2 separate regions of the Homo sapiens genome follow, and region 2 is linked to region 1. The links are chromatin contacts, found by Hi-C or POLR2A ChIA-PET in ENCODE. All regions are on one chromosome and are shown on one strand. Each heading gives the region's core, a stretch centred on a gene start or an enhancer-like site at or near the end of the contact. The rest is flanking DNA. Distances are from core to core; before and after follow the strand shown. Region 1 has its middle 27 kb from the start of BHLHE40-AS1. Region 2 overlaps ITPR1 (inositol 1,4,5-trisphosphate receptor type 1).

What was found. A loop is a pair of places that touch in the nucleus more often than their neighbours do. ChIA-PET counts read pairs that join two places held with the same protein, here RNA polymerase II (POLR2A). Pooled maps may share reads with other maps.
Region 2: a loop to region 1 is called in a pooled map, with 4 times the contacts of the local background. The contact joins two enhancer-like sites. A Hi-C loop is called at or near these places in 3 of 168 maps with a recorded cell type or tissue (B cell, CD4-positive, alpha-beta T cell and naive thymus-derived CD4-positive, alpha-beta T cell), 15 of 37 single-sample maps with no recorded cell type and 13 of 50 pooled maps. POLR2A ChIA-PET finds 5 or more read pairs at or near these places in 13 of 52 experiments (A549, GM12878, activated B cell and 7 more).

The regions. Positions count from the first base shown.
Region 1 is chr3:5,004,967-5,008,225 of GRCh38, forward strand. No RefSeq gene overlaps it. Among named protein-coding and RNA genes, the nearest start is that of BHLHE40-AS1, 27 kb to the left of the region's middle. RefSeq lists enhancers at 1,840-2,109, 2,630-2,759. Within about 2 kb of position 1,569, at least 5 of the 41 ENCODE cell types and tissues checked have a DNase peak (open chromatin) inside an H3K27ac peak, as active enhancers do.
Region 2 is chr3:4,844,209-4,847,467 of GRCh38, forward strand. It overlaps ITPR1 (inositol 1,4,5-trisphosphate receptor type 1), which reads left to right. Exons shown (of 62, transcript NM_001378452.1): 62 at 1,931-3,259. The coding sequence ends at 2,017. The region is part of intron 2 of LOC124906209 (a long non-coding RNA gene); the gene reads right to left. Among named protein-coding and RNA genes, the nearest start is that of EGOT, 94 kb to the left of the region's middle. Within about 2 kb of position 1,788, at least 2 of the 41 ENCODE cell types and tissues checked have a DNase peak (open chromatin) inside an H3K27ac peak, as active enhancers do.

The DNA.
Region 1 (3,259 bases), core at 319-2,818:
AAGTGAGGGATTAAACTCCAGCGTGGCAGCCTCTGCCACTGACAGCCCCAGCTCTTCCCGTGGCCCCAAAGGCTGGTGTGTCCCTGTCCCACCGGTTGCCTCATCTCCCTCCCTCCCATGCTCCTGCCTGCTCACCTCACTCCCACTGGCCTCCCTGAACCTCCTGAAAACCAACCAAGTTCTCTCCCCACACAAGGCCTTTGCTGTTGGTGTTGCCCCTGCTGTAAACGACCTTTCCCCAGCTCCTTCACACTCATCAAATCCTAGCTTCAGTGTCACCTCCCTTAAAAAGCCTTCCCTTGGCTGGGCATGGTGGCTCATGACTATAATCTCAGCACTTTGGGAAGCCGAGGTAGGAGGATCACTTGAGCCCAGGAGTTTGAGACCAGCCTGGGAAACACAGAGAGATCCCATCTCTACAAAAAATAAAGATTTTTAAAAAGGCTTCCCTTCTCTTCCTTTCTAAAGCACTGTCATGTTCTCACTTCTTCCACATCTCCCTGCAATGCCTGTTTTCTATTCCAATCTGCAATTCCCTTCCTTATTGACTTGCTGTGTGTTCATCACCTGACTCCCTTCAGTAGAACACACACAGATGAACCCTGACGGCGGGGGCCACGTGCAGGGCTCCATTTCTGTCATCTACAGCAGTGGCTGCCACACAGCAAGGACTCCATGAATACTTATTGAATCAGTGAGCGAATGAATAGCCAGCTGTACCATGTTGGAAAAATGACTTGTGGTCTTTGAATCTGTTTCCCCATCTCTAAAATGGGATTGGGATTCATGCCTCTTCTTTTTTTTTTTTTTTTTTTTTGAGACAGAGTCTCACTCTGTCGCCCAGGCTGGCGTGCAATGGCATCATCTCGGCTCACTGCAACCTCCACTTCCCGGGCTCAAGAGATTCTTCTGCCTCAGCCTCCCAGGTAGCTGGGATTACAGGCACCCACCACCATGCCCAGTTAATTTTTGTATTTTTAGTGGAGACGGGGTTTCACCATGTTGGCCAGGTTGGTCTCGAATGCCTGACCTCAAGTGATCTGCCTGCCTCAGCCTCCCAAAGGGCTGGGATTACAGGCATGCCTGGCCCCATGCCACTTCCTAAGGTGGATTACAATCATACAATCACGTTACCATATATTGAGGACTTACTGTGTTCCAGGCACTGTACTAGGTACATAAAACCTGGCATCTAGAAAGTGATCAGTTAATTTCAATATTCCCTATGTTACTACGATTGCTACTGCTAAACTCTATAGGTTGGAGACCCTGATTGAGGAGCTGAACCCTTGATCCTAAAATGCTCCCCTGCTCCCCGCACACCCAGAGGCTACCCCAAGGAAGAGAGACAATCCCAGAGGCTTGAAGCAAAGGGAACACGCTGGGAAAGAAAACTACTCTGAGGCAGGGTGCAGTGGCTCATGCCTGTAATCCCAGCAACTTGGGAGGCTGAGGTGGGCAGATTACTTGAGGCCAGGAGTTCGAGACCAGCCTTGGCGACATGGTGAAACCCCGACTCCACAAAAAATACAAAAATTAGCCGGGTGCAGTGGTGTGCACCTGTAGTTCCAGCTACTCAGGAGGCTGAGGCAGGAGAATCGCTTGACCCCGGATAGCAGAGATTGCAGTGAACCAAGATCATGTCACTGCACTCCAGCCTGGGTGACAGAGTGAGACCCTGTCTCAAAAAAAAAAAAAAGGAAAAGAAAAGAAAACAAAAGAAAAGAAAACTACTCTGATATTCTCAAAGGGGTTCCTTCTTTTTGGATTTCTCTATCTCTCTTGAGGATCCCATCCCACCCCACCGCCATTCAACCCCGCCTTTCCCAACCACATACCAAGAATAAACCTCACACCCTGTGTGCCTCTAGTGTCATAGTTTCCTGCCTCTATGGTCACGGGCTGCTTGGGCTCGGAGGGATTTTCCAGCTTAGGGCAGTGCTGGTGGGACCCGAGGCAATGTGACATAGGAGGAGCTGTGAAGAAGACCTAGAAAGAGGAAAGCCCCGAGCAGATGCTGACAGAGAACTGGAGTGGGGCCTCACAGAGGTACCTGGAGTGCAGGCTCCCGGGAAGGGGAACCAAGCCTTGCCTCTGATTTCAGCAAGTGCTCACAGAGCAGGCCATCTGGCGGCTCGCTGCCAGCCAAATGCTACTGACCAAGGACTTCCAAACTGACCAGGCCCAGAACAAGAAATTCTGTTTAGCATCTGGAGATCTATGGCCAGGCTGGATCCAAATGGATTCCAGTTTAGAGGGCTGTCCACTCCTTGGCAAAGTCCTGTTTTCTTAACCCTCTCTTCCCTTTTGAACCAGTGATCTAAGGGACTCCTCCTCAAGTCTTCTCTAATCCCTCGTAGCCCCACTAACAGCCATCACAGTCAGACACCCTCCTCAGAGAGCCATTTCTCCTCCTTGGTCTTTCTCTTCTAATTTCCACTCCTGATATCTAGCTAGCTACTTCTTCTAAACATGTCAAGGGACCTAGTTTCCAGTTCTGCTCTGGCTCTTACTCAGTGGCTTCTAGTAATTTCCAGCCCTTCTCTGTGCCTCAGTTGCCCCATTTGTAAAATGGGGCCCCAAAAGGTTCCTTTCGGCTCTGACATTCTAGGATCCAAAGTACAGAGATTAAGCCACAAGAATCCCTACCAGAAGGTAGGGGATCCAGCCTGGACCACAACCCCAGGGCTTGACAGTTTCCTGCCCAGCACTGCCTGCCCGCCTTCCTAGCTGTGTGGCCATAGCCAAGTTTCTGTTGAATGGACAGAGGGTAAGATGTTAGGATTAAAAAGTCAAAGTGGGCCAGACGTGGTAGCTCACGCCTGTAATCCCAGCATTTTGTGAAGCCAAGGTGGGTGGATTGCTTGAGGCCAGGAGTTCAAGACCAGCCTGGGCAACATGGCAAAACACCATCTCTACTAAAAATATAAAAGTTAGCTGGGCTTGGTGGTGTATGCCTGTGGTCCCAGCTACTCAGGAGGCTGAGGCACAAGAATCACTTGAACCTGGGAGGCGGAGGCTGCAGTGAGCAGAGATCGCACCACTGCACTTCAAGCCTGGGTGACAGAGCGAGACCCTGTCTAAAAAAAAAAAAAGGCAAGCTAGCCAACACAGTGCTTTCTAACGCTAGCAGGAGTGCATTAAGAGGAAGCCGTTATGAATTTAGAAGGACAAGAAGACAGAAAGTCTGAAGAAAAAACAAGTAGCCAAAGAACAATCCATTCGACAAATATTAGGAGCATCTCCTATGTGTACTGAG
Region 2 (3,259 bases), core at 538-3,037, 160 kb before region 1:
CTGCCAGGATCAAGTGATCCTCCCACTCTTAGCTTCTCAAGTAGCTGGGACTACAGGTGCACGCTACCATGCCTAGCTAATTTTTTTTCCCCTTTGGTAGAGATGGGGTTTTGCTACGTTGCCCAGGCTGGTCTCGAACTCCTGGGCTCAAGCAGTCTGCCCACCTCAGCCTCCCCAAGTGGTGGGATTACAGGCGTGAGCCCGCTGCACCTGGCTGAGCACACCAAGATTTCTAAATCAATTTGAACACTTGAGATTATCCAAATTTAGCTAAGTTGTATTGGATTCCCTCTCAAGGTTACCTGCCAAGGGAAGGGTTGTGGGAGAAAAATCTGAGCTAAACATCTGAACTATCAGGTAGTAAGATGAATGAATTACTGGCATTTTAACCTAATTGTGAATTTATTTCATGTGTCATATTAGGTTCTCCTTCCTGAGCCGAATCTGTGGATACAGTGTAGTGTGTAACACTTCCTTTAAAGATGTCACTCACCTAAGGAAACTTCAGGGGCTAGCTGGAATTTCCTAATCCAATTCTTAATTAAAAGCTTTATTAAAAGCTACCTTTTGGAAATACTAAGTCCTTGTAAGTCTTCTCATCTAAATTATAACAGAGAAAGCATCTCCACAGGAGCCTAAAAATAGTATTTTGATTTGAGAGGATAATGCTAGTTTTGAAGAAGAAAAAATAACCACATTGAAATTGAACCTAGGTAAATTAGTCTTGTTTTATGTTCTCTCCAGATATTTTGTACCAAAAATGAGTTCATGTGAAAAGTGAGATTAAGTGTCACATCTACTATGTGACAGATGCTATGCTAATAAATTTGCGTATAACCTCGCAATTCTCCACCAATCAGCTAGGAATTATCATCCTGATTGTATGGATGAGAAAACAGACTTTGATAAGTTAAATGACAAAACCATAAGAAACTAGATCTGATTCCAAAGCCTTTATTCTTTTTACCCTAATTCCTCTACAATTTTAGGAAGCTAAAAACATAGGAGTAGGACCTTAACCCACTTGCAGACAACAATTTTCTTGAATATATATTCCGTATAGCCTTTTTATCTCAGTTGACTTGAATGCTCACCCTAAAATCCAAAACTAAGACTAACTGGGTTAAGGAAAATCTTAATACAGAGACAGAAGTAAGTATGCCCTAAAATACCTAGAACAGGTCTAGAGACCCATCAACATGAGAATATATTTAGTTCAGCAACCAAATGAATAGAATCGGCTTCTTGTTTGGGATTTTGAAAGTACTTTTTCATTTGAACTAGTCTTAGGCAATGGTCTCGCCTGACCTTCAGCGAGCCTCAGTGTCTACTGGGTGGCAAGAAATAGATACCGTGAATGGTCACAGCATTATTTACAGCATTTAATCATTCTGGACCTCAAAGAGATTTGAGAACATTTCTCATTTTCCTAGTTATGGTAGGTAATTTTTTTTTTCTCTAACCAACTACTCAAGAGTCATTGAAGAGAAAAATCAGGACCCACTGAAAGTGTGGACACGAACCCTCCCTCTCAAACCTAGGATTCTAAACACTGCTTTTCTTGTTAGTATGGCGTGTTGTTACTATCGTACAAAGCCACCATTTTCCAATGAGTCTTCAAATCATTTGGAAGTGCATTTGGGAAACAAGAAAGAATCCTGTGCTTTTATTGTTTTTTGTTTCTTTATGAAACAAGTGGCAAGCAATACTTCTGAATGTTACATTGCATGACTAGGTCACAGAATTTCCCATTCTGCCTAAGAAGATGCCTTTTTTGAAGTGCTGTGTGTTTGATATAGCGATGGTACACTATTTGTAGAAAGTGGGTTTCAGTATAAACCATAACCACAGAGGTAAATCTATGGTTCAGTATGCGATTTGACGTACAGGAAGTATCTGGGTCTAATGATGAAACTTTTTAACTTTCCAGATGACAGAACAAAGGAAGCAGAAACAAAGAATTGGTCTTCTAGGACATCCTCCTCACATGAATGTCAACCCACAACAACCAGCATAAGCAAATGAAAGAAAGGAATTGTATTTACCTTTTATAATTATTATTAGTGTGGGTATGGCTAATGAGTTCTGATTCACCCACGAAGGTTACATTTATGCTGAATACATTTGTAAATACTCAGTTTTATACTGTATGTATATGATTGCTACTCTAAAGGTTTGGATATATGTATTGTAATTAGAATTGTTGGCATGATGACATTTCATTTGTGCCAAAAATATTAAAAATGCCTTTTTTGGAAGGACTAACAGAAAGCACCTGATTTGCACTTGAACCAGATTATAGATTTAAAAGTATATGACATGTATTTTGTATTTAAAACTAGAATAGCCAGTATTTATGTTTTTTATAAAACTGTGCAATACGAATTATGCAATCACAATACATTTGTAGCTCCCGAGTGTCCTAAAGGGAGTGCACTTCTTTGAAGCTGGTGTGTTAATACTATGTAATAAATGGTTAACTTTCAAATGATGCTGCTGCCAAAATTATATTAATAGTGAGTTTCAGGCCCCTGGGCATTTTGTACCATGTAATTATCCTCTGGTGATGCTGTTTCTCGTTAGTGGCAGTAGTGCCTCCGTCTCCTAGTGATAATGCTCCAAGTCTATGAACTGTTAAATCAGCATTCATTTTAAGAAAAGCAACTTTAGTTTCAAAGATACTTTTAAGCTTCTAAATTGATCATTTAAACTATTTCTTTAAATAAGAGAGCCAAATTAGAGGCTCATACTTTAGCTTGTGAAGAAGATAATGAATTTTTTAAAGGGAACTTTCTATGCAATGTTCAGGATAAATGCATACTGCTGGCCAATCAGTGTCATCTCCTGGGTAAATTTTGATGTCGCATTATAAAGACATGCATAATTGATGGTTTCTAGATTATCTAGTCCAAACAATAGAGTTTATTTTTTCTTCATCTGAACCAACATGCTACAGTAGCTAAGAAGTATTAAAACTATATACATCCATATAAAGATGAAATATGAACTATCTCATTAGAAGTCATAGTTGACCACAGACATGTTATTCTTCTGAAAGAGCCACATTTTGGTTTTATTTCTTGTCACATGATTTCTTTTCTTGATGGATGAAAAATATGAAAGGAAACTTTTATATCTGTTGCCTAGTTTTGTACATGGATCTCATTTTACAAGAGAATCTCTCTGCAAAAAAAAAAAAAACAGTTTAAAAATGCATTGAAAGCAGAGTTCTGAAATGAGTAAAGTTTGTAAATGCATA